2 separate regions of the Mus musculus genome follow, and region 2 is linked to region 1. Evidence: chromatin loops called from intact Hi-C (ENCODE). Cell type or tissue: left cerebral cortex. All regions are shown on one strand. Each heading gives the region's core, and the rest is flanking DNA. Links, peaks and the distances in the headings are about the cores only.

Evidence for each region. Hi-C counts contacts between places; a loop is a spot of excess contacts. Peaks named below come from ENCODE experiments on the same cell type or tissue, not always from the same donor. Only the 100,000 strongest peaks of a DNase experiment are listed, where the experiment ranks them.
Region 2: it touches region 1 in a loop (2.6-fold over the local background); 4 of 42 quality-filtered maps call a loop at or near these places.

Annotation. Positions count from the first base shown.
Region 1 is chr2:144,630,894-144,639,226 of GRCm38, forward strand. Dtd1 (D-tyrosyl-tRNA deacylase 1) reads left to right here. Exons shown (of 6, transcript NM_025314.3): 4 at 4,865-4,971. Among named protein-coding and RNA genes, the nearest start is that of Dtd1, 35 kb to the left of the region's middle. In left cerebral cortex, for the core only: CTCF peaks have their summits at 5,229 (motif pointing right) and 7,991 (motif pointing right); DNase peaks (open chromatin) are centred at 4,189, 5,243 and 8,127.
Region 2 is chr2:145,287,127-145,295,459 of GRCm38, forward strand. All of the region lies in intron 2 of Slc24a3 (solute carrier family 24 (sodium/potassium/calcium exchanger), member 3), which reads left to right. Gm52529 (a long non-coding RNA gene) reads right to left here and starts at 1,612. Exons shown (of 3, transcript XR_003953927.1): 1 at 1,397-1,612. In left cerebral cortex, for the core only: a CTCF peak has its summit at 4,569 (motif pointing left); DNase peaks (open chromatin) are centred at 1,615, 3,024 and 4,542.

The DNA of each region.
Region 1 (8,333 bases), core at 250-8,249:
ACAATCTAAAGGCATTATTAAGTAATCAGAATCATTTCTAGTAGAACCAATCCCTCTTGCAGCTCTAGGAATACCAGAGGAAGAAAAAACAGCCATGTAGGCTTGGCAAAATTATTAGTTGAGCTATTCTGTCTCTTTGTGATATAGAAAAGACAACTTGAGGACAAGAACAGAGAACCTGAAGTTCCCCTTTACAATCCTGATCTACAACTCCAGGGTGGACAATAAGACCTTGTAGGCTGCAAGAGCCTGCCTCTGTCATTATTGTCCAGTGGCTTCACCTGCTCGGGAGAGCGCCTTCCAGGCCCTAATAGCCTTTTCATCTGATTCAGAACTATTAAAAACTGGCTCCTTGAGCTCACCTAGTGATGAGTAGAGGCTCCTTCTCCTAGAAGCCTCCGCTGATTGATCTTTTTTCTTTTCTTTTTCCTTCTCCTTCCTTCTAATCTCTCCCCAGGTATTCTTACCTGACCTAAACTTTTCCTCAGGTTCAAGACCCATGGAAAGGCCTGTATGCTTATTTTGTGTACCATATTTTCTCTTTGCTCCTACTCTCTCTCCCCGCTTTACTTCTGATAGATTGCCCTGAATTTCATCCAGAATTTTCAGCCCTATCTTAATCACCTGATAACATGTGAAAAGGAACAAAAGGGCTCCTAACATTAGAAAAAATTCAAGGCCAAACATTTTCCACTTTACTTCTGATAGACTGTCTTGAATTTCCTTAGAAAGTTCAAGGCCAGGCTTACCTCGTAAAGCTATACTTACGGGTACTCTCGTTCCCCAGCTGAAAAGTTCTGAATTCATACAGTTGAATCCTTCTTAACAGTCTGCTTTACGGGAACCTTTATTACCGCGACCCGCAGTTCTGGTTCTGGAATGAGGGATCTTCCTTGCGCCGGTGAAACTCCCGTCCCGAGTTTCCTCCCGGGTTTTTTCTTCCCGGATTTTTTCTCGTCCCGGAATTTCTCGTCCCGGATTTCAGCACCAATTCTTAATCGCGTTCTCACGCCCGGCCAGGAAAGACGCAACAGACCAGAATCTTCTGCGGCAAAACTTTATTGCTTACATCTTTGGGAGCCAGGAGGGCAAGCGCCCAGCGCCCAGCCCCAAAAACGAAAGCCCCTTCAATAATCTTTAGGAGCCAGAGCTCCGGCGCGCGCGCTCTATTGTTTACATCTTTAGGCAGCGAGCGAGCGCAGGGCGCGCAGAGCCAGAGAGATGCCAGCGAGAGAGAATGGCGGAAAACCCCGTCCCCTTTAAGGAGGAGTTATTCTTCGCTTAGGACGCATCACTCCCTGATTGGCTGCAGCCCATGGCCGAGCTGACGTTCACGGGAAAGGTAGAGTACAAGTAGTCATGAAATACCCTTGGCTCATGCGCAGATTATTTGTTTACCACTTAGAACACAGGATGTCAGCGCCATCTTGTGACGGCGAATGTGGGGGCGGCTCCCAACACTGTTTGACTTCTGGTCTACCTTTGAGCCTCTGAGGCTCCTCCTGTGGGGCATCCTATGTCTCCTAAAGTTCTGACCTGGATGAGAACCTTGCTGTGAAGCCCCTCTGAGGCCACCGTGTTCCCGAGGGGAAAGATATCTCTATGCTGTTTCCTATACTGCAGCCAACCATGTTCACCAATCCAGCAGAAGTTCTGCTCTGAGGTTAAAGGACTGTCTGACTAGAGTACACATCTCATCATATATCTAAGATACAAGAGGAAATCAACTTCACTGTCAGCAATGTGGACATGCACAGACTTTAAATGTAACCCCCTACCTTACTCATAGCCAGGAGAGACAAAGACTAAAAATACATCATATTCAAGTTCAAAGAAATGGAATGCTAAGCTCAGAAGATCCTGGCTGGTTTCCTAGCCAGTTGCTCTCAGCAGAGGAGTGTCCTTGGCCAGTCTGAGATGGGTTCACTTAGCAGCCATGGCCAACATATTTGCATACCTGTATTACAAAGTTGTCCTTGTAGGTCCATCAGGACCTCAAACACTGCAGCCATCCCACATAGGTTCTGTGTGTCCCCTTTACGGGACGAGGTGGACTTCTACTTCCTGTGAGGTTATCTAGGCAGAGAGTTGTTAGGTACTGCAGATCACAAAGATATCTGAGCCATGTCCTATGATCAGAGGCATTGCCTAGAATCTCTGTGTTAGACGAGATGAGTTTCCTTAATTGCTATGAATCTATGATCTTGGCACCTAAGCTCAGTTAGAATATCTGCCAGCTGAGGTGACTTTTGGCCCTACTTATTTACCAGCCAAATGGTTGTTTACTATAGAGCCATATTTTTGGCTCTATGGTTTGTGTTTGAGGGTAGCCCCTTCCTATAACTAGACATTTTTGATCTTGGGCTGCAGGTATATCCCCTTCTCTAGTAAGCCTTGCTATGACATCCTGGACCTGGGCTGCCTCAGTGCACAGAATTAGCACAGCTAAGCAGAACACTTTCAGAAGGGGAGCCTGGGCCTGGGAGAATCACTAATGGTCTAGGGTTTGCCTCTCTTGATCCCTTCAAGGCTTCCAGTATAGAATAGAGATCTATACTCAGGTCTGGCTGTTCACACTCTGAGAAGCTCAGTTACCCATACTGTCCCCATGTGTTGACAAGCAGCTGTCTTCCCAGGAAAGTCTGAGGAGGTGTCTTTCCTGGAGAGTCTGGTTTCTGCTGCAGGATCCTAGAGCCCTTGCCACTGGCAGTCAGTTTGTCTGGAGCCAGGCATCCATTGCTGTGTTGCAGTCGTTGACCCAGTGTGTTGCTCTGGTGAGGCCATGTCCTCTGAGGAGGTGGTGATGCTGGGATACACTGCTGTTTCCATGGAAGCAGGCTCTGCACATGAGGCTAGAGCTGCTACATATGCCAGAAGCTTGCCAGTGCCAACCCCATGAGTATCCTTCCCAGTCCTGGGATTCAAAGCCCTGCAGCTTAGACAGTGACCATAGCCTTTCCATGGCCTGGTGCTTGTGCACCCTGTGTTGGAGTTTCCACGAGCAACTCCTCCTTGGGCTCTGCTTGGGCTCTGAACAGGTCAAGAGTGGAACAGGAAAGAAGTCTGGGTGGTGAGAACACTTCCTGGGTGGAAGGGAACTGCCTATAGGAGATGGGCTTGGTTCAAGCTAGCCCAAGGCTCTTGTCTAGTGCCATGTCCCCTAACATTGGGCCACATCCCAGTGGGTCATGGCAGTGCTCTGGATGGTAGAAACAACAGCACATGCCTCTTGGTCACTCCATTTTTCCTTTGATAACATTTGTTGTTGTTGTGTTTCCTGGTCAGTTGTCTGGGCTGTCCCTCAGACTGACCATATACTCTGATGGCCAATGGTAGGTACGTTAGTAACAGGGACCAAAGCTTTTTACACATTCATTGCAATCATGATGACTGGCCCCAGACTGGCGGGGTGGACCTTCTTGGTATGTGGTGAGAGTCAGTTGAGCATTGTCTAGAGAGGCAGGGACAGCAGCCTCAGGTCAGTAGTGATTCCTGATGTGTGGTTCACCTTCCAGCCTGATTAGGAGGGGGCCTCAAACAGCAGCTGCCCGAGACCAGTGTGTAGATGCTGGGCCCCAGCCAGGGGTTTTTGTGTCTGAAACATGTGGCACAAACATGTTTGACACGTGCTTGTCCTGCAGCCCTGGGTGGAACCCTGAGACTTATAGTTAAGAACAACTCGATTATATCACCACATGAAACCAGATGTAATTTTGTAGATATGTTCTTGTCTTTTATTTTTAAAAGTGTATTTATTTTCCCTGGCCAGTGTAATTTTTCTTGGGGACTTCACCCTTTGATCTGGACTGGAAAAAAATGTTACCATTTTAAGACCTCTTAAAACCTGTCTTTGGATTTATTGTGTGTACAAATGGAAATTCAGATAATAGTTCTGTTCCCAACTGAAGAAAAACAGGAAAAGAAAAATAATTTCTCACTACTTGGAATGAGAACCACAGTGAAGCATGTGCCGTATATCCTGCCAACAGAAATTCAAGGTTGAAAATAATTCTCTTCCTCCTGAGTCTGCCTGCAGCTTCCCTGAGGAGCGTAGATGGTGAAATTTGCTACTAATTGTAGCCATAATTTTAGCATGCAATTAAACACATGATTTCCTTCCCAGCTGATGTCTTTTTAGCTAGTGTGACACAGATAAAACAAAGGCTCTGTTGATTTGAATGGCCACTTTAATCATAAGAGATCACAGAAAGCCACCATTATTTGGGCACACTTGGTTCCCCACTGGGAACCAGATTATCTTGCCTATAAAAGATGGCAGACAGTTTGGGTGCTTTTAATACCATCTCTGGTGTTACTGTCTGTGCACTGAGGAAAACCAATGCTAGTGTGTGTGTGTGTGTGTGTGTGTGTGTGTGTGTGTCTGTCTGTCTGTCTTTTTAAATCCTTGTGGAATTAAGGAGGAAGTGAACGGACTGGGAAGAATCAGAATGGAAAGCTGATGTGGTGGAAGTCATGGCTCCTGGAGAAAGATTCTGTACTGGAGTCATAAAGCTGCCTTAAACCCAGAAGGCCAACGAATGGGGATTGATATGAGAGCCTTTAATGGGCATGAGGCCAAGATGGTATCGCTCAGTGGCTGTGCTAGTGTGCCTTCCTGCCACACACATGGCATTCTGTGTTACCAGGTCTTTTTTTGCCAGTTCTCTTGGTCAGCCTGTAATGTTTGTGCTGTTTAGCTGCCTCCCCTTCCTAAGTCCTTCATGGGGATGGCCATTTGTCCTGTGTTGTCTGGCAGGCCCCACTGCCCAGGTTTTTATATTTTTATTACATTGTTGTCCATGTGGTCTTTGGCCAGGTAAACCTGGGGTCTCCAACTCTTGAATTTGTTTGATTGTTTTTTCAGATGGCAAGTTTGGTGCCTACATGCAGGTGCACATTCAGAACGATGGGCCTGTGACTATAGAGCTGGAGTCCCCTGCTCCTGGAGCTGCTAGCTCTGACCCAAAGCAGGTAAGCCTAGAACCTGGAGCCTGCCAGTCTGGAGGGTATAGATAGGTAATGTGCCTTGACCTAATCATTGTCTCTGGGGAAGTCCTCATCCTGAGGTGGAGGAAACCCTTCATGGCTGCAGCCTCACGTCTATCTTACTTTCTCTCTTCTCAAGAACTCCTGAGCATGTCTCTGCTCCACCGTGTAGACAAAGTGTTCTTAGAAGCGTCTGTTCTTCTAGTTCTTGGGCTAGGTGTCATGTCACCCAGTTGCCACTGGGTGGCAGCAGAGCAGCGACCCTGGCTAGTGTACCCAGTGAGAGTGGTTACCTGGATTGGATTTTGTCCAAGGTGTGGGTGGTAGATGAGCCACTCAAGATTCTTTATAAGTCTTCATTTTTCTAAAGCAACATCTGACCTGGATTTACTGCCAACTCTATAAGCATTCAGGAAGAATGTAATTAAAACAGAGAAAAGGGATGTGTAATAGTCTTGCAAACTTATGCTGTCCCATTGTGTTTAGCATATATAAAAGCTTTAATTAATCCACTTGATAGAGACATGAGGCATGGCAGGCTGTGGAACTAGGCCTGTTCCTGCTCTTCCTTCCTAGCATCGTCCCCTTCCTAGGATGCTGCAAAGTGGAACGATGAGCTCACGTGGGGGATGCAGGATATAAACAAGGCTGAGTGCTGGTGTGGAGCCATTGACACTTTGTGTTGGCTGAGAGGTAGGACCATGTCTGCATGGCATTAAGCTTCAAAAGTGGAACTGAGGTTGTTGCTATTACTGACACATTTCATCTGTCCATCCATCTGTCCGTCTGTTTGTCTGTCTATCTATCTATCTATCTATCTATCTATCTATCTATCTATCTACCTACCTATCTATATGAATGCTCAGTCTGCATGTTCATCTGTATACCAGAAGAGGGCTTTGGATCCTAGTATAGATGACCATTGTGTGGTTGCTGGGAATTGAACTCAGGACCTTTGGAAGATCAGTCAGTGCTCCAACCCGCTGAGCAACCTCTCCAACCCCTACTGATAACGTTTTAAAAATCACAAACAATCTACAGGGAAATGTAAACTTTGAGATAATTTGAGCCTCACAGGAGAGCCCACAGAACCCTGCTACAGTCTTTCCTGGCTTTCCTAGTTTTGATGTATTATTTAGAGTGATCACATACTGAAGTTAGCCCTGATCCAACACTATTAGCTACATTAGAGCCTTATATGAACTCACTAGCCCGCCCTCTCCCTCCCTCCCTCCCTCCCTCCCTTCTTCCTCCTCCTTTCTTTCTTCTCTTCTCCCTCCTCCTTTCTTTCCTTTCCCATTTTCCGTTCCTTCCTTTTTCTGACACAAGGTATCACTTTGTAGTCCAGGCTGGTCTTGAACCCAGTCAGTCTCTTTCCACACTCTTCTAAGTGCCAGGATTATAGGCATGAGCAGCCAGTGCTCAGTTGCTGTGGCTGCCGCCTCTGCTGCTTGGCTAGATCTTACAGGAAGGCACCACATCCTGTAGTCTAACTAGTTTTTGTTTTAGCTGTGCAACATTGCAAATTCCATTGCATTACAGTTGTCATTTCTCTTTGTTTTGTTCAACCTGAGTCAGTTCCTTAGTCTTTCCTGTGTTTCACGACCTTGACCCTTTCTGGAATGCTGTTCGGTAGACCTTTTCTCAATTTTGTGTCTGTGGTTAGAGCAAGGCACTGTGGTGTGGTGGGAAGAGCGGCTGTCCAAAAGCCATCTTGTTCTCTTCTTAGGGCATCATCAGGCAGTATGCATGCGACACCAGTTTGTCTCACCGCAGTCATGCTAACCTTGCCGCCTGGTTACAGTGGAGTCTACCAGATTTCTCCATCCCCCCCCCCCCCCCCCGGCACGCCCCTGGCTTTCTTCTGGTCTTGGCAGACAGTTCTCTTTTCTTTGCAGAGAAAGAGGTCAGCAGATGGCATCAGCCCGGCTGCTCCCCACTCCCCACTTCAGTGTAGCAGCAAAGCTTCCCTTCCTGGGCTGAGGCCAGAGCCAAAGTGAAGACCCCTGTTCAGACCCCGTAGGAGCTTTCCTTCGTACCACGTGGCTCCTCAAGTAGCAGCCGGCCTTTTTTTCATGGGTAGTGCCTTTGGAAATCAGGGATTACTTAATTAGGGATTCCAAACTTTCTGATGTCCCTGAGAAATAAGACAATAAGAAAAAAAAAAAAAACCCAACCATTTTCAAGGTGGTGACAGAATAGAGGCTCCTTGAATATAGACCCTTGGTGGTGGCACAGGTCACATCCTGCCCAGCCAGTCTGGCCTGGTTTTGACTCCCCCTTTCCAGGCTCTCAGCAGCCTCACTTAGCTCTCTAGGGCCTGCTTACTCATCATCTTACTCTTCCTGGCCTCGCCCTCCTCTGGTGCTAGGAATTCATCCCACTGTCTCATGCACACTAGGCAAGTGAGTGCCCTGAGCCATTCTGGGGCCTCTGGGGCATCTGTGCTTCCTGGTCTACAGTGGGCGAGTCCCTCGGCATCTTCCTTCTGCTCTGCCCTCGGGGGCTTAAGGTCCCCACTGACCTCTTGGTTGTCCCGGTGCATGACAGCTTTCGTGTCTCTTTCCCTCGTCCTCCCGGCCATTGCTGCCACTATGGTCTGCTTGATCGCGGAAGCCAGCGGAGCCGCAGCTTGCAGGGTGGCAGTCTCTCTCACTTTTCTTTCTGCTCCTGCTGTTCCCTTTGGCTTTATGTGATTGTTGTCCCATAGTTTTGAGGAATTATTCTGCTTTAACTGTATTTTGGGAAAGTTTTAGGTTGGCTTTTTCATTCCATCTAAACTATTTTAAAATGGCATGTTGTATACCTGTAATATCCCATAAAACTAGAGAAACCTGATGAGCCTCAAACATTGTTCTTTAAACATCGGAGGAAGTTATATTAATTTATTAGGTTAAAGAAGACTTTATGTAGTCCTAGAGGTCCTTGCTGTTAAAATTCATGTGTTGTCCAATTTCACATCTGTAGCTTTTCCTGACCCTAGACATTCATGCAGGTTTCCATCCGTTGGCTCTCCAGCAGGTGGCAGCCAGTGGGCACAGAAGAGCCAAGGTGACCATGGTGCCTTCCTGTGCTGTGGCCTCTCTGCCTTTCCCTTTCAGCTAGACGGGCTTCTCTTGCAGCAGACAGTGTCTTGGCTTGCTTTCGTGTAGATAGGAAGAGCACAGCCAAATTTGTCTTACTGATAGAAAGACATGTGTTTCTGTCAAGTAAGCTTTTAATCCTAAGTGTTTTACTTCCTTACTATATTCCAAATTCTACAGTTGTATTATGGAAAACCATTCATTTGGCAAGTTTCAGTGTTACAGAAAAATGGTTCTTTTGGCCAGTTTCTAAGAAATGTCAAC
Region 2 (8,333 bases), core at 197-8,196, 660 kb after region 1:
GATGAGAACATAATGTGGTACTGATCAAAGCAAAATATAGATTAACTGGTTACAGAAAAGGATTCCAGAAAAGCTGGAGACAGATCAGATAAGTAACTCTTAGCAAAAGTTTTGTACAAATTAATATAGCACAGTAGTGCCCACAAGTGGGAAAATGACTTGTTTTACTTGTTTAGCGAACATGGAATGTGTCTACTCTAATGGATGAATGATCTTTGTGCCCCAGAAAAATGTAATCATTTGTCTTTTTATTAACTGATACCAATTCTACAAATGTGTCTTTCTTTTCATCAATAGACACTGATAATCATTATTCCTATAGCTTACTAGGCATGTAGAAGCCACTCCATAGCTCACCACATAAATTTTCATTTACCTTAAGCCATAAAATTAATTGTTACAGCCTGTCTTACAGATATGAAGATGATCTCATGCTTGTTTAACCTGTAGGGAAATAAGATGGGCCTTGAAACTTTTAGGAAAACTATAACATTACTCCACCTGCATTTTTGTTCTCCTTCATAGATAAAAACCCAGATCAATTAGTTTGTGGTTAAAATCCTGCTTATTGGTCCTGTGCTTGCTGCTGGCTTTATCTGGTCTAATTAACACACAGTGAGTTCAGTGCTGTTACCCATGATAGTTCAGGGTTGTAAGATTTGACCTTGACAGTAGTATAACACCGCCCCAGCACCTGAGACCCTTGGTATTTCGAAATTCAAGTGGGACAGCCACAGTTACATGAAGATTATTAACAAAAAAAAATCACTGCCATTTTATTCCCCATTTGAGTCTTATGTTTGGCTGTACTAATGCACCCTTCCACTACCACCAGGTTCCTCAAACAAGGGTCTCTGAAGCACATTTGGATGGTGGTTTAAATGACCCCAGATGTGTGAGGTTTGAGGGGAAGGTATTGAAGAGTCCCGTGGGAAAAGTCAGGAATTGTTAATTAGAGAGGGAAGTCAGAAGAAAGTTTTGAAAAAGGATATACTTTTGCGTGAGAATTCGGATTTTGTTGAGCAAATAAAATGTTACTGATGAGACTTGCTATGTTTTTTTGCAGCAAAACTCTTGGATGTGACTGGACACCAGACACGGTGTTAATTTATAAAAATGGAAAGGAAGAAGTACTAATATGATTATTGCTTAGTATTTTGTCATATTCAGTGGTAGCTAATTAACCTTCAATGCATGTGGCTTTGATGCTTGGGTAGGGAGCATGTGCTATCACACTGCCTGAAACCATCTACAGTGAAACAACACACCCCATGAATCATATTCTAAAAGCAAAAGGAGGCCAAGAGAGTGCCTCTAAAGAGTAAACAAACTTGATGCCACTAACGTTTTCAGTAATGAGTGTCAAACCAACCCCACAAATACACTGCAAACTTACCAAATCACATGCTTTTGGTGGTTGAATTCTGTGGGATGGGAACCATATCTGAACAAAAAGGTAGTGAGAGAAATGGGCAGATAGACCTGACCATGAAGAAACTGGGTTTCAGAAGTCACACAGGAAACAAGGGAAATGAGCAGCCCTGCCCTCCATGGCTGGGCTCCATTTATTCTAATGACTTGCTATTGGCTAAAGGGCCTGAGAGCTGGACTGTGGGAATTGCTTTCAGAGCCCGGGACATGTTCTTTTCAGTATTCTCAATGGAGGCCAGATGTCACTGAAGAGTGGCTTGATTTTTGGAAACAGCTAAATGTTCTAAAAGTAGAACTGGCAATTAAGCAAATGATCAAGCTGAGAAATATCAACACAGTAAAAAAATAAAATAAAATAAAAACGGACAAGAGTGCTGCAAAGCTCAGAAAATATAGAAAGTATATACACCCAGTAAGACAGTTAAAGGCATACCTTTTTTTCTGAGATCTTAAATGCTAATTCCACAAATGGTGGTCATTTTTACCAGTGATATTAACTAGGTCTCAGACAGCAGCATTCAGTGCCAAGATAAATGTGACTGTCTTACTGACATAATTGTCTTAGTTAGGTTCCCTCAGAACTAACCCAAGTTGAGCCAGTAAGGGGGGTGTGAGCCAACAGGCAATCACATGGGCCACCTGGGTTTGCTGTTACCCAGCAACTCTGGAAACCTCAAGATAATATGTCACTCAGAGTGACCAAGCTAGACCCCATGACAGGTGGGATTTTTGTCCACTGATCCCTACCTGTCATTTGCCAGGTATTTGTAGATGCTGCTGTTCTGGTCTGCATGTGGCCCAGTGTACCCTCAAAACCAGGGACCATGCACAAAAGTAGAGTCCATTTCTCTGATGGCAGCTTTAGTGTCTCTGAATTAATCACTGAACGGAATAGCCTATGCTGCGTTAATCTAAACTAGAACACTCTGTCTAGAATTTCTGTGACAATTTTCTCCGTCTGTACCATATAGTGATGCAGCTTGAAATGGGACTAATACAAGCAAAGAATTAAATTTTAAATTTTACTCAATTTTAGTTTGCATGACTACATGTTGTTAGTGGCTATCATTTTGACAATGCTATTTCCAATAGGAAACAAAGCCTTCCATGTCTGCAAGTATTGAACTTAGGTATTAAGAAGGAAGTGACTGCTATTCAAAGCTGTTCAGTTCTTTGCACATCGGCTGGATAGCTTTTCATATTTAACTAATAGGCAAGAATGCACTTAGCTGAAAATGGCGGTGGATTAATTATATTTAAGTGTTTAAAGGACCTGTAGAGGAAATCTCTGTCCATTCACCCTACTTTTGTACACAAAAGAGTAATAGCTGAGGTGTCTATTGATGGGGTGTCCATGCCTGTCTGAATGTTTGATGCTTGATTCTGCCAGATAAGCAGTGGTCAGGTCTGTATTGTTGCAAGGGAGTCCCTGGAGTTACCATTTGATTTGATTGACAGTGATTACTGAGAATCCTTGTGGTAGGCAGTTTTGTTTAGTCTTCAGCTTCACTCCACAGGCCAATGTTTTGAAAAAAATATGTCTAATATAAAGATGTCAAAAAAAATCACTCGGTGGAAGAATCAGAACTTTGCTCACACCTGTTTCTGAAGCTTGAATTACCATCAGTTAAACTATATTTTGAATGATCATTGGCACAGTTGACTATATATGACAACTGTGTTGGATGTTAGACTTACCTCCCACCATCTTTTTTTTTTTTTTGCTCAAGGGAAAAATATATAGCCTCATATGTCCTCTTCATCCTGAGCTGGGAGCTCATATATGGCAAGTAACTCAAGATGAGTCCATCCATTCATTAAGAAACAATTAATCATCTCTCATATTATAAAAAGGATTGATGATTCAGATGCTATTAATATTAAGACACTTTTAATAGACCTTTTATTATTGTTTCCTAACTCTAGGGAATAGGAGCACTAACATTTCCATATATTTCTCCTTCCTTGTTCAATCCTGCAGCTATGGCTTGATGAACTCTATCTTCTTTTGTAGAGTAAATGCTGCCTTTTTGCAGGGTAAATCCAGTTATCCCCTCTCATTTGTGTGTTTCTGTGGCTGGTTGTGTGGTAGAACGAGACAATAACAGCTGAAGTACTGACTGTCTGGCTCATAGATTAAGCTTTCTAAGCCTAGCTTAGACCCATCTCCTGATGTTTGTATGGAGTAAATAGCTTTCCTTCCTGGGTACCAGAAAGAAGTAGGTATTCTCTGCTTGTCCTCTTGCAGTGGGGGAATCGGGAGATTAGTTACTCTTGGACTCTCCTACTGGAAAAATGCACATGAAGTTGCTGTCCAGCCATGGTGGAAACTTTTTAAACCTTGCAATGCATAACTAATTAAGAACAAATTAGAAACAGAGCTTTCTAAGCATGTGAGCTTGAGATAAGTTATCCTTAGATTTACTTTTTTGATGTCACACATCATGTGACTTCAGTCCACTTCTCCTTTCCTGGCGTCTAATACGAAAATATTAAATCTCAATATGGCTATGTGGCTATGGAGAATACTTTGCTACCAGAATTAAGTAAGGAATTAGAGCAGAAGAAGTTTACTCTAGCACCTAACATACTCAAATAACAGATATGGTAGTATATTCTTATAAAGAATAGACTCTAGAACAGAACAAACTCCTGTCTGCCTCGTGGGTGGGTGTGTTGGAAAAAAGCTTTCATTCATACTCTGGGAAACCTGCTGTATCAGTTAGCTATGGCTGTATAACAAATATCCTTAAACTTGGTTGTTTCAATCTACCAATATCTGCTATGGTGCATGGGTCGGTGAGTCAGCACAGCATTCATACTGAACTGGACAGGACCATCTGATCTCAACAGAGCTTCTTTGTGTGAGTATGATCATTTGGGGTAATCGGTGAGTAAGAAGGATTAGGATGGTTTCTCATGTCCTGAGGTTGACTAACAATTGCCTAGGTCTCTTATTCCTTCACTCCACTGCAGTGTCTTTCTCAGATTCACTGAAAGGGGTGGTGGAGAACTGGGAAGTGCACAAGGTCCCTGAAGCCTGACCTGGGAAATTGAAGTAGTATCATTTTCAGTGATTTTCATGGTCGAATCAAGGCACAAAGACAGTCCAAGTTCAAGAGATAGCACCATCTACTGGTGAGAAGAGCAGAAAAATCTGATTACAAGGGGATGAATGAAGAACAAGCTCAGAGTTGGTTATTCCATCACATCCATTACCTCCTCTTAGACGTTTTTTAAAAATTATATATGAGGAAGTCACCAATACCACATAACTTTTAACCTTATGAACTATTTTAAAATGCAAATATTTTCACCTACAGCTTTAAGATATTGTATAAACTATTATAAAAATACTTTCAAATATACAACCATCATACTGACATTAATCAGACCCAGAGTCCTGTCTCATCAAATAGTCAAGATTGCCATTTTGTAGGCTCAACTGCAGCTTTGTAGCTTTATTAGAAGATAGTGACTATATATTCTTAGCTTTAATGGAAAAAATTGTGTGAAATAGAGTTTCCTCTCACTTATTAGTTAGTTCTTTGCTAAGCCAAGATCTCCCCTGAACTGCCAATTTTGCATGTAATGTACCCAGGGAAGCCTCTAGCATAGCCAGATATTAATTTGGGTCTGACCTCTCACAGTTTGGGCTAGTTGGCCAGCCACATATCAGTTTTCTTGAAATTTCCCAGAGCATCATAAGCCCTCAGATACTCTTAGGAAGGAACCCAAGATACCCTCACTTCCCAGACTAGAGACTCCATAGGCTATGTATTTTCCTTGAGGCTACTTGAACAGTTAACTTCATGGCAGGCAGGGTGTCATTTTGGTACCAGGGTTTGGGCCTTCCAGGTGGACTGCCATCTTGGGCTCAGCGGATGATCAGTGTTAGCCAAGTGTTAGGGCTAAGTGTGGAGAAGCATGAGGAGTTTGAATTTGTCCTCTGGGGTTTATAACAGTGTAGGTTCTTCCACATACATCTGTAACCTTGGACAGCATTCTGACCTTTGGAGGCTTCTGGTTTATTTCAAGAGCATGGGAGTAATAATGGCTCTTCATATACCTGAAATGAAGATTGCCCACGTTCCTTATGGTGGTTTCCTCGACTTCTGTGTATGGAACAAGCCTCTAGTCCCTGAGAGCTCTTGTTTATACCATTGTTTTAAGGATCTGTAGCTGGCCCCTTGGCAACTATTAAATCTAAGACATAGGCCTGTCTGTCCTCTTCAGAGGACACTGTCTTTTTAAGGCCAGGCCTAGAAGGCCCACTTTGAGTGGAAACATCCATGTGTTGCTATGGTGATATCATTTTTTATTCACAAGGCACTTTCTGTATTTTGAAGGGGATAACTTCTCCTCTGCTCAGGGATATTTGCCAAGCTCTGAAAGAGCCATAAACTTACTGAATCGTGGAAAGGCATTCTTGGGTACTGAGTTCCCCATAAACCTGTTTGTAATTACTCTGAATGCTCTCAGAGCTTCCCATTGTTGTAGCCTCTCTGGTGTATTCCCATGGGAAATGCCTCAGGCTGTAGCTGCTTGTGGATGTTGAGTCTAGTCTTCAGTCCTATCCAGGAAGTCACATTTTAGCACAGGGCAGTTGGCTTTTGTCTCCAGGTGTCTATTTGAATTTTTCCCCTCCTCCACTTAGCATGTATGTGGATGCTCATTCCTCCAAAAGGACTAAATAAACACATTCAGTGAAGAATCCATGACAAGATGTATTCCTAACCACCACTGCGTCTCTACAACAATCTGTGAGAGATCCTTTAAAAAGTCATTTCACTTACTTAGCTCTTCTAAACGTCTTCTGTGCCCTGCTTTGTTTGGAAAAGTAAAAGGAACACATTAGGAAAAAGTTAACCTAATGTATGTCTGTGTTAGAAGAGACAGAATTTGTTAAATAAGAGTTGGAGTTTCATTTTACTTTGCTGCACACATGGTGCTTTATAGAGGGCCTGCCCTGGAATACCTGCTGGGCAGAACTGTGTTCTTAACCCAGGGCTACAGGGTTTGCCAAGACTAGGGGGCTGAGGTCCAGGAACCAAGAGGGAACTAGGGGCAAACACTAAACTCAAGACAGTCTGCCCAATTTTCTAAGCCAGTAGCAAGTCACCCAGAAGCAGCCCAGGGTTAGCAACACCCTACTTACTGTTTGATAAATCCTGCTTAGCCAGAAGTACAGAAGGAAGATGGGAAGGGCACAGATGCATTGTGGAAGGAGAGTGAGTTCCACGTGATCGCTAAAGGATTTCCTTCTGGTAGTTTCTGAAGCAAAAGGTGTTGGATGAAGTACTGTTTCAGCTGTTTTAGCTAAGCCAAGCCTGAGCAATTCTCCATGACCCCTTCATGCCTTTAGAACAAGTACCATATGGGAAACTCTTGCACCTTACTAAGTATGGCTGACATCATGAGATACATCCTTGGTCCCTTCTGGACCACTGCTTCTGTGTGATGACACCAAATAATACTTCCCAGAAGATTTCACCTTTATGATGCTCTGGACTCTTCTTAACCACCACTCATTTCTCAGCTCCAGCTAACCAGTATGTATTGTCCTAGTAAAGAATTGGATTCTGTTTAGTGGTTCTGGCCTCTTGAATTTCCTTTTGTTATTGTTTAACCACAGCTGAGAATGTGAGGATGTATACAGACATTTGGGTGAGGTGTCTACAATTCAGGGACATGGAAAGTTGGCAGCAAATTGCTGGAATCTGGGAAGAAGCTGAGACGGATTGTCTCTCATAGACGTTGGATGGACTAGTACTACCTGTTCTTTGATCTTGGATGTTTGTTTCAAGAATCCATAAGACAATGGGCATCTGCTGTTGAAGCCACACAGTTTATATTACTGAGTTGCAGCAACTGCAGCAAATTTACACAGATACCTCTGGCTGAACGACATTGATATTCTTTTTTCAATGTCTCACTGTCCTGTTTATATTATCTCATAGCATGGGCAGTTAGATGAAGTGGGGTGACAAAAGAATAGGACAGAATTCAATGTGCAGACATTGCCAGGTCCCCTTTTAAAAGGCTGGGGATAACCTAGCAATGAACTAGCACACACCTAGAAATTAGAGCATAGATTAGAGATTTCTCTCTCTAATCTTGCCCTGTAGACTTTCTGTTTATAACAAAATCACTAGTATAGAAAGTACCATTGTATAGCATTCCTCCTTTGTGGAATGTTACAATAACAAAAGGAAAAATTCAAGTATATACCTACTGAATGTTTGCCATAGCAAATGAATTAGGTCTTTCTGCTCCTTTATGATGAAAGAATGGACTCTGGCATAAGACGACTAGTAACGGTGAATGATAGAACCAAGGATCAAGTAAGGGACACTTGACTTGCTGGCTCTTTGCTTTTCCCACTACTCAGTAGGGCAAGCACATCCAACCCAGGATGACGGCTGATTCCTCTGGTCTTGGTGGGGCATGGGCATGGGGATTTTTAGCTGTCATACACTGAGAATTTTCAATGAATTATTTAAGGTTAGCAGCTGCTTTAAGATCTTTATCTTGTTCAGAGATGCTCACAGGGACCTACAACAATCACCTGGGGAGTTGCTCCTTGTGTGCCATTTCTGGGATCCATCTCAGGCATACAGATCAGGGTTTCTACAGTTGAAGTTCAGGGAATAGTGTTTTACAAAATATTCAACAGTTATAGAAGGATCATAGTGATTTGGGTACTGGTTCTACTTTGTCCCCTTCAGAGTACATTCTGGAATCTACCTAATAGAGAGTTCTCTGGTCTTCTCATAAAATCTGTCCTAGAAGGCTGAGGGATATGGTCCTCTTATTGTTTATGCTATTCTATAAATATTACAGAATATCTAAATATTTCTATTGCCACATTTAAAGCATTAGAAAAAGACCAGGATATAAAG